Regions from separate parts of the Homo sapiens genome. Here regions 1, 2, 3 and 4 are each linked to region 5. A link is a contact called in ENCODE Hi-C or POLR2A ChIA-PET data. All regions are on one chromosome and are shown on one strand. Each heading gives the region's core, a stretch centred on a gene start or an enhancer-like site at or near the end of the contact. The rest is flanking DNA. Distances are from core to core; before and after follow the strand shown. Region 1 has its middle 97 kb from the start of PHLDA1-AS1. Region 2 holds the start of KRR1 (KRR1 small subunit processome component). Region 3 holds the start of GLIPR1L2 (GLIPR1 like 2). Region 4 overlaps LOC105369844 (a long non-coding RNA gene). Region 5 holds the start of E2F7 (E2F transcription factor 7).

What was found. A loop is a pair of places that touch in the nucleus more often than their neighbours do. ChIA-PET counts read pairs that join two places held with the same protein, here RNA polymerase II (POLR2A). Pooled maps may share reads with other maps.
Region 1: a loop to region 5 is called in a map with no recorded cell type, with 11 times the contacts of the local background. The contact joins the enhancer-like site here to the promoter of E2F7 in region 5. A Hi-C loop is called at or near these places in 3 of 37 single-sample maps with no recorded cell type and 8 of 50 pooled maps. POLR2A ChIA-PET finds 5 or more read pairs at or near these places in 1 of 52 experiments (H1).
Region 2: a loop to region 5 is called in a map of B cell, with 7 times the contacts of the local background. The contact joins the promoter of KRR1 here to the promoter of E2F7 in region 5. A Hi-C loop is called at or near these places in 2 of 168 maps with a recorded cell type or tissue (B cell and naive thymus-derived CD4-positive, alpha-beta T cell), 3 of 37 single-sample maps with no recorded cell type and 10 of 50 pooled maps.
Region 3: a loop to region 5 is called in a map of ascending aorta, with 5 times the contacts of the local background. The contact joins the promoter of GLIPR1L2 here to the promoter of E2F7 in region 5. A Hi-C loop is called at or near these places in 1 of 168 maps with a recorded cell type or tissue (ascending aorta), 9 of 37 single-sample maps with no recorded cell type and 8 of 50 pooled maps.
Region 4: a loop to region 5 is called in a pooled map, with 6 times the contacts of the local background. The contact joins the enhancer-like site here to the promoter of E2F7 in region 5. A Hi-C loop is called at or near these places in 3 of 37 single-sample maps with no recorded cell type and 4 of 50 pooled maps.

Annotation. Positions count from the first base shown.
Region 1 is chr12:75,932,609-75,935,325 of GRCh38, reverse strand. No RefSeq gene overlaps it. Among named protein-coding and RNA genes, the nearest start is that of PHLDA1-AS1, 97 kb to the left of the region's middle. Within about 2 kb of position 1,430, at least 5 of the 41 ENCODE cell types and tissues checked have a DNase peak (open chromatin) inside an H3K27ac peak, as active enhancers do.
Region 2 is chr12:75,510,330-75,513,029 of GRCh38, reverse strand. KRR1 (KRR1 small subunit processome component) reads left to right here and starts at 1,421. Exons shown (of 10, transcript NM_007043.7): 1 at 1,421-1,517. The coding sequence starts at 1,433. RefSeq lists enhancers at 1,454-1,613, 1,120-1,663, 1,664-2,208.
Region 3 is chr12:75,389,530-75,392,381 of GRCh38, reverse strand. GLIPR1L2 (GLIPR1 like 2) reads right to left here and starts at 1,293. Exons shown (of 6, transcript NM_001270396.2): 1 at 1,032-1,293. The coding sequence starts at 1,265. It also overlaps a transcript of CAPS2 not described here. RefSeq lists an enhancer at 1,232-1,361 and a silencer at 1,319-1,491.
Region 4 is chr12:75,639,854-75,642,595 of GRCh38, reverse strand. All of the region lies in intron 8 of LOC105369844 (a long non-coding RNA gene), which reads left to right. Among named protein-coding and RNA genes, the nearest start is that of KRR1, 130 kb to the right of the region's middle. RefSeq lists a silencer at 141-341. Within about 2 kb of position 1,400, at least 5 of the 41 ENCODE cell types and tissues checked have a DNase peak (open chromatin) inside an H3K27ac peak, as active enhancers do.
Region 5 is chr12:77,064,287-77,066,986 of GRCh38, reverse strand. It overlaps E2F7 (E2F transcription factor 7), which reads left to right and starts at 1,418. Exons shown (of 13, transcript NM_203394.3): 1 at 1,418-1,642; 2 at 2,352-2,444. The coding sequence starts at 2,352. RefSeq lists enhancers at 799-1,028, 764-1,470 and silencers at 1,079-1,508, 1,529-1,578.

The DNA.
Region 1 (2,717 bases), core at 181-2,680, 1.1 Mb after region 5:
CGGCTCACTGCAACCTCCTCCTCCCAGGTTCAAGCAATACTCCTGCCTCAGCCCCCCGGTAGCTGGGATTACAGGCATGCACCACCATGCCTCGCTAATTTTTGTATTTTTAGTAGAGATGGGGTTTCACTATGTTGGCCAGACTGGGGTCGAACTTCTGACCTCAGGCGATCCACCTGCCTTGGCCTCCCAAAGTGCTGGGATTACAGGCATGAGCCACCATGCCTGGCCAATCTATGTTATTTTTAAAAGAAGAAGAGAAATAGATCAAGGAAGAGGAGAAAGACCTGGTTCCATAGATCTGACTCTGCAGTTTGTGTGCTGTGTAATAGAGAAAAGTTAGTGTCAATTTGGACATGGGCCAAATGACCTTTTGAGTCTCTTGTAGCACAAATGACCTGGAATCCTGTTTTCTTTATGATTATGAAGCTGGGCATAGGTATTCTGATGGGCACAGCCAAGATATTTAAGCCAACATTTGCTGAGAAACAGTGAAACTCATTTTCAGACATTTTTCCCCCATGACTGAGAAGTGTTAGGTTTTTGTCCAGCAGCAGTAGCTGTTGATTGCTGTTTTCCTGAGAGAGGGAGGCTTTTTTTTTTTTTTTTTTTTTTTAACATTCTGACACCTTTTTTTTCCCCTCCGTATCAGTACTGCTCACTAACCACATCATATGGTGATAAGAACTGAAATTACTCATTGACATTATCGTGGGGCTATTTCGAAAACATTATCTCATTTCATTTCCTAGAATATCATCAAGTCTCCACAATACCAGTTCCTTAAAGGAGAATGTTTTTGTTCCAACTGAAACCAAAATATTTTAGTGAATTTTGTCTTCAGTATTACTTCCTTCCTATTCTAATACTGTGGTCAAAAGTATAACTTTTGGCAAACTCTTTGCCATAGCGGAATCTGACTTAGTTTGCTGAATTTGAAGTTAGCTGTTTTCAGTAATTTCTTTTCTTTTTTTTTTTTTTTTTTTTTTTTTTTGAGATGGAGTCTTGCTCAGCCCCCCAGGCTGGAGTGCAGTGGTGTGATCTCGGCTCACTGCAGCTACCATCTCCTGGGTTCAAGTGATTCTCCTGTCTCAGCCTCCTGAGTAGCTGGGATTACAGGCACCCATCATCATGCTCGGCTAATTTTTGTATTTTAATAGAGATGGGGTTACTCCATGTTGGCCAAGCTGGTCTTGCACTCCTGACCTCAGGTGATCTGCCCCCCTCGGCCTCCCAAAATGCTGGGATTACAGGCTTGAGCCACCGCATGCAGCCTGTTTTCAGTGATTTGTCTTTACTCTTTATGTAGATTATCTGCATTGCAGATTACTTATTGTAATTTTCAAATCCTGGGCTGAATTTCTTTCATCATTTCCTGTGGATTTGTCATCTCTTTCCTCATCCTCACCCTCTATTCAGGCACCATGTAACCAGGCAGTTAGACAAAGCATTGTTTCATAGCTGAATCCATCACATATTTTTTTTATATATATTCCCAAAGGTATACAAATAGTTTTCATATTGTTTGAGAGTTTGATTTGTTTCCACTAACATAGAAAAATAGTTGTTTAATAATTAGACACTCCTTTTGTTTGATCTTGACTCCTTTTTCATGAGACCAGATGAAGTATTCATTAATGTTCCTATGAAATAATTATTTTGAAAACTTTTAACCAGTTCCAGTTTTTTTTTTTTTCACTTTTCTGATGTATTGATCATTCATGCATTCACTGACCATTTACACCATTTTTATATTGCTCTCTAAACTGCTATATTCAAAGCTAATTGTAGGCAACATCCTTAAATACAGTTAAAGCAATAATAGTTCAGGGGGACGAGTGTTAGCAGCATTTTAGGATATTCAGAGAAAGAGGTACAGTAAGACATCTTAGAGCTTCTGGGAGGCCAAGGGGCTTGCTGGCTAATGTTTCAACCATCAGAACTTGTTTGAGCAACAGTCTTGGCCCTACTACATGAGTCATAAACACCAGGATAGGCGATGCCTTCAGCCAGATGCAATGGAAAAGAGTTTGTTAACATGGAAAATATGGGATGGCTATACCACATACGTCAGTAGGACTCCCAGAACTGAGTCTTTTAGACCCGTTAATTACTTTTTGAGTGAATTAATGTATATGAGCAAACACATTTAGGGTGTTGCTAGCCTTATTAGCCAATAAGCACAATTCCTTGCCAGACAGTTTAAGACTGAGACCAGCTAGTTAATGAATTTACTGAAAGGCTCATTTATAAGGCTGCTTCACAGAGAATTTAGCAATAAACAATTCTGCCAACTCTTGATCTTTCAGCTATAGCCTTTCTTCCTGTATTTCTTTGGAATAACACATAATTAACATACAGCGATCAAGTTTTTGCTTGTCATTTAATATAGCACATTTTTTCTTTTGTTTTTTAGTATCTTTGCATATCAAGCAATGCTTTTAAAACTTATGCAAGCGTTGTATTTTGGACTCTATTTCTTTATAATTTTTTGTATCATCCTGCTGGGTAGATAGTGTGGGAAGAAATGCAGAGATTTTTATTGAATACTGCCTTGTTTTTAGGTGGTGTTTAATATTTAGATATGTTGGGTCTGCTAATTTAGGAGGAAAAAGTATTCTTTGGATTTTTCTTTTGCATAGCTTATTTTAGTTGCCAATCTTTTCTGGGTCTGAAGGGTCAAAAATGGCTGATAAAAATAGGTAAATAGCAATGAA
Region 2 (2,700 bases), core at 172-2,671, 1.6 Mb after region 5:
TCAAATAATAGCAATACTAAGATTAAAAATATACACGTAAATGGGAAGAAAAGCCTATGTAGAAAATTTTGCTATAAAATAAAGGGCTTTAACACAAATATTATTTCTAGACTATTCCCTCCCCTTAATCCCTATCAGCCCTCTAACACATTTGAAGCTCCTAATGAATAGTAGCCCCCTGAAGCTGCTAGGTCAAACTGCCTGAACTTGAAGACGGGCCTTCCACTTATTAGTGATTGAGTTACTTAAAATAAGAATGATAAAAACCTGCTTCATGAGGTGTACTCCTCACTTTATAACTTTCACCTGCTGCTATCTGTTCTATTTTAGGAATTTATCATTTTTTGAGGAAATTAAAAGAACAGAGATAAAATCCCTGTCATTTATAAAACTCACAGGATAAAAACAAAAAACCCCTCTGTCGTGGGTTCTTCTGTCCATATGTAACAATCTGTTTCATACCTGGATCTCATATATGAAAACCTAAATTATTGTATAAGATACACGAGAGTGGATTTATCAGACAAACGTGTATTTCACTAATGCAAGGAATTTAACCTATCAAAGACTTTCCCTATTTGCTGCAGAAAATTTTAGAAATGCAAGCAATAAAATCAAAATTTAAAAAAATCTTATATTTGGCATGTCGAAGAACTCTTATACTTCCAAAAGTGTAGTTATTTGTAGTTAGTGATGAACCTCTCTACACATCTTAGCCCTATGTAATGTTGGGGGTAGAAAAGGAGTTTAGAGATTTTGAGAAATCTTAGGCTAGTTGAAATACTTCAGAAACGTCAGGATGTTGAATTACCATCCCTCTGACTTAGAGAAATACCAACACTCGGGAAGATTACCATCAGAAACAACTTTGAAAAGTTTAATTTTGTCACTGTTTTTAAAATTAGAAATAATGTAAATAAAGTACTGAAACAAAGTAGTCTCACAATAAATAGTAGCTATTCCTGTCACTTGTTGCAGTGGAGGCCCAATATACATTGTATTCTCATATTTGTACTTCCTCCCAACATCTAGCGCATATTTGGCCAACATATAAATATTTATCGAAAGAATGAATGACATCAATGACAGGTTGGTAGCACTCCGCTGTCCGATGGTCCAGGTTAGGCCGTGAGGCCACGAGGAAACTACGGATAAAACAGTATCCAATTTGCCTATACCGCCTGCTAAACTACAAGTCCCAGTACGCAAACTCCATGGTTTCAGGGCATACTGGGAGAAAGTCTCCGGCTCTTCATTGGCCACGTAGGAGAAGCTGTGGTTTGTGTAAAAGCGCGGGCTTAACGCACGTACGCACGGAGACTGCGCAGATCTCCTCGTCTGAGTTCCGCGGAACTCATTTTGAGTGTAGGCGTTTTAGCCGGTAGGGTTTAAGAACAGTTTCATTTCCGGAGCCACCGGAAGCAGCTTGCAAATGGCGTCTCCCTCGCTGGAGCGGCCAGAAAAAGGCGCTGGAAAAAGTGAATTTCGTAACCAGAAGCCGAAGCCGGAGAACCAAGGTGATGTTATGTGGGAACCGAAGCCTGGGGTTTGTGTACGTTGAGTTGCGATGTTTTTTTCTTTCGTTCCTCGTGGACTTATAAAACCACCTGGAGCCTGTACTGTGTAGTTGAGTACCTGAATAATCGCTGATAAGATTTTGGCTGGGCCCACAGGAACGGCTGGCCGATATGGTGCCACCCAGGTGTTCCTAATTCATTGCTTTTGCTAAAGGGTCCCCAAAGCGAAGCTGTTGCGGATTACGTCTTTTGTAAAAGGATGAGTATTAAGAAAATGCCTAGGGCGACGCAGAACCTTGTAAGCCTGCGGGTGGCTGAAAGTCACTGACGGAATGAGGAATAGGGTGAGGTGGGAATAGGTAGTCATGATATACAAGAGTGGACCCTGATAATGGGGTGAGGTATGGGGAAAGGAGCTATCCGACATGTCCTTAGCTCTAGTTTGTCAGTAAAGACATTTTGAAAGATTATCAATTCCTGTTTGTCAGATGCTAAAATATTAGACGACACAGCCCTTACTGTTTAGGTTGTGTTACCTTTTAATTGTTAACTCCTGCGTTGTAGTCTGGTTTTACCCGTTTTCTTCAGTGTGAATGATAGAGAAGTCATAAATAGCCTGGGGATCTGTTCAACCAGGCTTATAGGAAGTGTTAAAAACATTGAACTCTCAATTTAGATGCATTGGGAAAGTATTCAAAGTTTCTTTGTTGTTGCTCATTAAATGATTATGTAACGTACATAGCAGGGGATACAACTTATATAGAGTTTAATAAAACCATGCGGGAAACTAGCATTCAGACTAAGTAAAATAGAGCATTACCATACCCCTCAAACCCTTACGTGCACCTCTCAGATCATATTCTCTTTTCCTGTATCAGACGTAACCACCCTGAATTGTGTTGCATTCTGTTCCTCTTCTTGTAGTCATGAAGTGGCTTAATTTAGCCTGTTTTTTAATTTTATATACATGAAAGTGGACCGTATGCATTTTTCTGTGTCTTCTTAGATTTAGCTTTTTGTTTTTCAAACAGGGTGATACTTGCGGGTGTAGTTTTAGTCTTTTCACTGTTATGTGGTGTTTCCTTGTATGAATATACCCCAATTTATTTTTTCATTTTACTATCGGTGGACATTTGGATTGTTCCCAATTGCTTGCAATTATAAACAATACTGCTAAAACATC
Region 3 (2,852 bases), core at 44-2,543, 1.7 Mb after region 5:
ATGACCATTTTTGTAATTTATTCATTTAGCAAGTAATTGAACATGTCCAAATCAGTGAGGATGTGGTGAAAACAGAACAGCTGGTATTTGCTAAATTTGGCACTACCCTTTAGCATAGCAATTGCTATGTGTTAAATTAATAAAAAATATCATACCCTTAATTTATTTATCCCATTTCTGAAATTTGTGCTAAGAACTAATGCTGAAGGAAGAAAAGACATGTCTAGGAAAGTAGTCCTTGCAATATAATTTATAAGTTTGAAGCTTCTAATTCCCTAAGAGGACAGTTATTTATTTGCCGGATTTTCAGTCATTTTAATGACAGTCAGGAAAACTCAATAGCAACCAGGGAATAGTTGAGTTGTTAAATGACTATAGGGTGTAAAAGAGGGGGAAAGCAAGAACCGCATTGTAAGGTAAGGCAAAATCAGGGTCAAGACTAGGGTGAGGAAACTGAGACACTTCCTTAGGAGCCAAATTTGGAATGGGCACAAAAAAAAAAAATCAAGATAACAAACATTTTTAAAAGGCAAAGCTAATGTGACATCGATGATGGAAAAAGCTAAAAATAAAAATTTCAAATACAAACAGAATCTCATCTTGATTTGCACCACCCTGAGAGTGTCGCACTTGTTTTTCCCTAATCCAGACCCAAGGAACCTGTCTTTGTTAAATTTTTTAACATTTTCTTTACCCTTGATATTGATATTTTTGCACTGATTTTTAATTTTTAAAAACCCGTTGCATTAAAATATCATTTTCTTGAATTGGCGCCCCCTTAAAATCTGCACTTCAGGCCAGTGCCTCCATCACCTTAGTCCTGGCCCTGTGTAATATCATGGTAATAAGCATGTGTTAGAGTGTCCGCAGTTTTTCTCTGTGTAAACTTCACGTGTACTTTAAAAACCAAGCTAAAAGTGCGGTTCTCCGCGATCCTTCAGCCTCAGAGCAGTGGCCCCAACTACCCGAGATCCAGGGAGGCGTTGTGGCAACGGTAGTGGAAGGGTCGGCAAACCGCCTTCCGGCCTCACCATGAAGCGCAAGTTAGACCCTCGGGGAATGACGTCGCCCCGCAGCTCATTGTGGAGGTTCACGTACTCGTTGATAAAGTCTACGTCCTCCTCGTCTGGCAAAAATCTGGCGTTCAAACTAGAACCCAGTAGCAGTAGCCACAGCTCACAGAGCCGCAGCTTCAAAACGCCCCCTACTGCCAGGGGTAGGGACTGGGCCCTCCACTCCCGGGCGAAGGGCCTTGCGGCCTCCATGGTCCACCGGCCGCTGACAGGCCAGTGCGCACGCGCTGGCCGTCCCAGTGACCTGCCAATCTACGGAGGACGCAAGCAAGCCTTGTCCCGCCTCCCGGAAGGAGAAAGGGAGGAGGGAGGAGGGAAAAACAAAGGAGGGAGGAGGGGGTAAGGAGGAGGGAGGAGAGAAGAGGGAGGGGAGAGTGGGTAGGGGAGGGGGAGAGGAGGGGAAAGCTAGACCTGCAGAGTGAAGAAAGCTGGTAATAGATGTCTGACAAACTAAAGAAAGACTTGTGTTACGTGAGTAAGCCCTTTTCACTAAACTAATGTAGTGAAATGTTATCCCGAATTGATTTCTGACACTGAATGATATGTCGTTATTAATGAGTCATCAGTTTGTATGGTAAATGCCAATTGCTGAGTAACAGGTCTGAGGAACCTTCTAATTGTGCCAGGTGAAATGATTTTTCTGCGATACAGATACAAATTCAATTAAATTTTTTTTCCCCATTACCTGTTGAGTTGGAAATTTGGTGCAGGGCCTGCCTTTTATTTTCCTCAGGGACAGAATGGAATACAGAAATATTGCTAGTTCTTAAGGCCAAAGAAGTTCTTAAGGCCAACTTAATTGATGAGATTTTTTTCAGTTTTTAAATGAACCTTTGTGGGAAACCACAAAATAAATGGGAGTGAAGGGAGAGTAGGGATCACCAAACTCTTCAAAGGTTAAAACATTTCTACTTCTTCTCTCATCAGCACAATTCAGACAGCCCGGAATATCAAGATTCATCTTTTTCACTAATTGTGGCATTCACAGTAAGAACGAACTCTTTTGTTTTCTTTTTTTGTTCCAGACAAAATTGGCTAATATCTAGCTGATTTTGGTCTGATCTGTTTACCTCCAAACATTTTCCTCAAAAACAAAACAAAACAAAACCAACTTGCTTTGAAGACTTTAAATTCTAAGCATGGAAAAAAAGCAAGTATTAGTTTTGGAATACACGTTTGCATATTACATATTGTGCTTAATAGCATTAAGCAGATATGGAAAATTGACATTGGGAGAGAATTTTACTACAAAACATTGTAACAGGTTAGCCAAACATTTATAAAAAGAAAAGTGCTTTTAAAAATTGTCTGTGATGCACACAATTGAAAAACAATAGACCTATGTAAGATGGTTTCATTTATGCCCTTGAATACTTACTACTATGACTGCATAGTAGTAAGTTTTAAGTGATTGAGAAAGATCAGTAGACAAGACACAGATCCAGCTTTCAAGCAGCTTACAATTTAGTGAATTAGCAATCAGGCAGTATTTAAAACGTGATAAATACAAAGCCAAAATTCTATTGCTTGGTACTCTTGTGGAGGAGCAGGGAAGCCTTTCTGGAAATTGTATACAGAAAGTGAAACAGACAAGTCTAAGATAGCATTCTAAACAAAGGGAAAAGCATGTAATGTGCCTAAGGAGAGGAAGATCCTAAACGCTAGAAGTATTTTAGTATGGCTAGAACCTATTTAAGGGTGAAGGTGGCAAGTGCTGAAAGATGCAATTCTTTTATTATGGTGGTACTGTTGTTAGACTGCAAAAAATGCTAAAGAAAA
Region 4 (2,742 bases), core at 151-2,650, 1.4 Mb after region 5:
AATGAGACAGCCTTACCTAAGTAATTTCAACTAATTTTTTAAAATGGACTGTAATTATTGTTTTTAGAACTGTGCTGTTTTCTTAGATGTCATTAAAGAAACTGCTGTGGGAGATGAGTAAGAGCATGTCTATTTCTATTCCAGGAATATTTTACTTGTTAACCTCGTGGTTGATAAAATTATGATCAATTAGTCAGAATGTAAGCTGCATGAAACCATGTGATAAATTGTTCCTCAATTAGAAAGTTGGTTTGCCTCCTTATTAACTTGCTTATTTTCCTTCTTTTTCTTATAGCTGTCCTTCCTGATAGATATTTTTATTATGGGTGTTATAAAATCAAACTTATATTTTAATTTTTACCATAGTAATAAGCTCTTGGACACACACACACACACACACACACACACACACACACACACATATTTAGATAATACATTGTAGTACAAAAAATTTGTTAAATAACTGTTTTCTTTTTTTATTTCTAAATCTCAGTTTATACCAGAGAGTAACCACTGAATAGTACCTAAAGAGAAGTTAACAATGGTTATGAAAATATAAATTACCTTTACTATAATTATTTTGCCTTTTGGAAATGCTTAACAAGATTATGGATAATTTATTATCCAACATTGATACATGACAACTCTCAGAGATGCCTGTCATTGGTAGCTGCCTGGATTAATTTTATATTGCTGCATAACACATTACCACAAGCTTAGTGGCTTAAAACTTAGCTTATTATCTCATAGCTTTGTTGGTTGGAATTCTGGGTAGAATATAACTAGGTTCTCTGTTCAGGGTCCTGTAAGGCTAAAATTAAGGTGTCAGCTGGGGCTGGGGTCTTATCTGAGGCTTAGGACCCTCTTCCAAGCTCATGGGGTCATTGGCAGAATTTGTTTCCCTGCAGCTGTCGATCTTGTGGACTTTGTGTCTTTAAGACCAGCAGGAAAATTCTCTTATGCTTCAAATCTCCTCTCAGAAAGGGCACATTCTCTTCTAAGGGTTCACCTGGTTAGGTCAAGCCCACCAAGGATAATCACCCTTTTGATGAACTCAAAGTAAACTATTTAGGGCCCTTAATTACATCTACAAAATCCCTGTTGCCATATAACTAATCTTGGGTATAACATCAGGGAGTGGAGATAGTGGAAGATCTTAGAATTTTGCCTACCAAATTTTCCACATGCCTTCAACACCCTCTATTCATTTGATACTTCTCCACATTGTGAGCTCCATTTTCCAAGGGTAATTTGAAAAGAAAAAAAAAAAATCTGCATTCTCAGACTCCCTTGTGGCTAAGCTGCAGATGTGTAACTATGGTTTTGTAAGTTAGAGGCGGAAGTGAGACTTAACCGTGGAGGTGAACTGTAGCAAGAAACAAACTGGGGATGATTCATTCCTTTTGCTAATGTGGGGGTGGTGGTGGCCATGGTAACTTCCTGCTCAGGCCAGTTCTTTGGTGTGGTTCTGAGGAATGGTTCCGGAGGGGCTAATCTTGAGACTATTCCTCAGCCCACCCAACAGTTCTCTGAGCTGTCTAATATCTTTCAATAAATTCATTTTTCTACCTACGCTAGCCACAGTAGCACCACAGTAGATTGTGGTGCTTACAAAATAGCCCCAACAGGCACAATTCCTAATCTTCCTTGTATATACTTTATGACTCTGGAGGAAATAATGTCTTTCTAATAAGATGAAATTCAATTAAAGCATTTTCCCTGCTTAGAGAAAATGGCTGTGGTTTATTAAAGAAGCATTTGATGTCTATTCCTTCTCAACTATTATCTTATTTGCATTTTCTGGAACATGATTAGTTATAATGTACTATAAGTTTTCATAAAACCAACATGAAAATAATTATGCCTGAATTATATGCATTCCATAAATATCATCTAGCTATCTCCTCATTTCATATTACCTCCTTCCTTTCCCTCAATTGCCACAACACTGTTAAGAGATATAAATAAATCATTAATACTTGATTTTCGGATATATGCTCTTGCTTTTGAGCTTGAGATATTAAAAAATCTCAGTTGACTATAGTTTACCTTGAAATGTTCCTCCCATGAAGGCATTTGACTTTTTTGGTTATTGTTGACTGATAACAACAAGCTAGTTCATGCTGAATAATTGTGTGAAACTCTTTTCTACACAATTTTCAAAATTCTAAACAAGTTGCATTTTTACTACGCTTGTAATTTTTTTCTTTAGGTTTATGTTGTATGACTAATTGCATTCTAAATTCCAGGAGAAAAGGTGTGAATACCTGCAGAGTATTTTGTAAATAAACATTGATTAGGCAAAAAATGCCATGTTTTCTTTCATATGATTTCAAACTGATGGTATTTTTCTGTTTTTATTTTATATATACCATAGTAACATTTTTAATCAGTACCATATGCCCAAACTTCCTTTTTATGGAAAATAACCTATTCCTAACGATAAGTAATCCTGTCTTTAAACACACACGTACACACACACACACACACACACACACGATACACTCATTATTAAATATTTTGTACCGGAAATAGTCTGTGATTCAGTGCTTAAATTGTTTAATAAATGATAAAATATTTTGCAGATTGGCCTCAGTGTAAGGTGAATAGTGATTTTTCAATGATCTTTTGTTCAGCTCCAGTGTTTCCTTCATACCACCAAACTCACACTCTGCTTATACCTAGATTTGCATCCTGCTGCTCCTGCTAACTCGCTGAGTGGCAGTGTGGCCTAGTGGATAC
Region 5 (2,700 bases), core at 169-2,668:
ATAAAATAAAATAAAAATATTTGGAGGGTAAGTGGTGAAGAATGGAGTCTTGGTATAGAAAGGAAAATGATACCTTTGCTGTAAAGTAGATGGGGGGTAGGGACATGTCTGTACATTTAAGAATGTCTGATGCTTTAAGAAGGCTGTCTCACATTTCAGTTGAGGGATATCTTACAAAATACTTGACCAATACTACTCAAAAATGTCCAGGTATCAAAAATGAGGAAAGTATGAGAAACTGTCATAGCCAAGAGGAGCCTAGAGACATAGGAACTAAAGGTAATGTGGTATCCTGAACAGAAAAAAGGGCCATTAGGAAAAAATTAAGTAAATCTGAATAAAGTAATGACTTGAGCTCAGAAGAATGTACCAATATTAGATCATTAATTTCAAAAAATATTCTATACTAACACAAAATGTTAATAGTGGGTGAAATTGGGTGCTGAATATATGGGAATTCTTGGTACTATCTCAATTTTTCTGTAAATTGAAAACTTCTAAACAATAAAGTCTGTTTTGTAAAAAGTCCATCTCTACCAACATTCATATTTTAAACAAGAAACTGTAGGATGAAAGAAGTGAAACATTTAATACAGATCAGTGGTGTTGAGGAAATTTTCTAGACTGTCTCCCAGAATGCTAGTCCCTATTGCAAAGAACTACTTTTTTATATAAAGCTTTTTCCCTCCTAATTATTTGCAATTTGCCGAAAAGGGAACACCAAAAAACATTTCCGGATTTGCCACACACACAAAACAAACAAACAAAAAAAAGTTAGAAAAACTTCTGGTTTGGCTTCCAGTCTTGTCTCCAGGGCTAACTGGCGTGCCATCTGCTCGCAGCAGAGCGGTAACCATGGTTCATGTGTCACACCAGCGTGCGATGTTAAGAAGTTTGCCCCGGCAAGTCTGGACAACTCCGCTTCCGCACAGGTTGCTGAGGGCGGGCGGGGATGGCGGCAGCAGCATCCAGAGGGTGTAGATCGTTCTTCCAAACCCCATCTGCTTTCCTGTCCTCTGGCTGTGCCCGGGGTCCCCGGGCGCGGCAAGCCGCGGGGACGTGCGCGGGTCTTCTATGCATAACAAAAGAGCCCTCCTCCTCCTCTTCCTTCTCCCGCCGCCCCGCGCCGCCCCGCGCCGCCCCCACCTTGGCTTCCCGCGGCCGCCGGGGCCCGCGTCCCCAGCAGGAATTGGCTCCCGGGCCCGAGGTTTCCAGGTACCCGGAAGGGGGAGGGGGCCGAGGCGGCAACAATTGGGCGGGTGAGGGCAAAACGCGCGGCTCGGAGCGCCAAGACTCCGAGGGGCGGTGAGCCCGGGCCGTGCCGCCGCACGATTGGCCGGGGCCGCCCCGCCGGCCGCCGCTGATTGGTGGATTCTCAAATTCGGTCTCAAGGCGCCAGAGGAGGTGTTTTAGCGGGGACTACGATCCAGGCTGGAGTTGCGCTCGGCCGGTCTGAGCGCTGGCGCTGCCCGGACGCCGCGGGGTCCCCGCCAGCCCAGGGCACTCGGCGCGGGGATCTGCGCGCCTCGCTCTCCCTTCCCGATGCCGCCGCCCGGCTGCTGATCGCCGCACCACCTTCCCTCATCGGCTTGGGTCCGTGGAGGTCCCTGCAGAGGCAGGAAGCCTCCTTAGGAAAGCAGGGGTAAGCGTGCGGCCCCAGCGCCAGTGGGGAGGCGGGAATTGGGATACAGGGCCCACTCCCGCCCCGGCTGCCAGCCTGCCACTCCTCACGTCCCCCGGCTGGCGAGGGCTCGAGGTGTTTCTGCCGGGGAACCCGGTGCGCAGAGGGTGTGCCGGGTGCAGCTCTCACTCCGGCCCGGCAGTAGAGGGGATTTGCCCTTCCCCACAACTTGGAGCTTTCATTGGAGAAGTTTATTTGGGGGATCTGCTTGGAGGCCTGGGAAGGGGCTGCGCTCAGCGCTGAGTGGGTTTGGTCTAGCGATCGGGTTTCCTTCCCCCGATTCAAAACCCCTCAAAGCCGAATTCCTCTCAGTTCTTTGCGCCAAAATTAACTGACCTGGGAGACCCTGTACTTTTCTGACAGATTTGCCCAACACCCTTCCGACTTGGTAACTTTATTTTGCCATCTAGCTTTTCATAAGGAGTTACTATTTTTGTAGATTTTTTTCTTCCCAGATTTTCAGTATTACTAAGCACACTTTAGGTGTTTGAGTTTGTTCGCGTGAGTTTTAGAAAGTTGAGGGTGGCTACAACTCCTGGAAATGCCCAGGATGTGCTTAGAGAAGGGGGAATTTCATATTGACAAACAAGTAACACATATGTAGATATTTTTGTTTGAGGAAAAAATACCTAATTGCAAAATCATTTTCTAGTGTAATTGTGCATTACAGATGGAGGTAAATTGTTTAACACTAAAAGACCTGATCAGCCCCAGGCAGCCCAGACTAGATTTTGCAGTTGAAGATGGGGAAAATGCACAAAAGGTAAGCAAACATAAACACCTTAGTTTCTAATATGTTAAGGATGGTGATGTTGAATTCAATTAAGTGTTCCAACATGCCATTTGTATTTGTATTTAAGCATAATAATTAATATTGATAAACATTATAGAAACATTCTTTTTTAAAAATAGAGCCATCCAAACCATTATTGTTGGAATTCTACTCTCAGATATAGTGGGAAAAATAGGCAAGGTTACATGTAATGTTGTAACCAATTTATATAAGTCAAAAATATGCT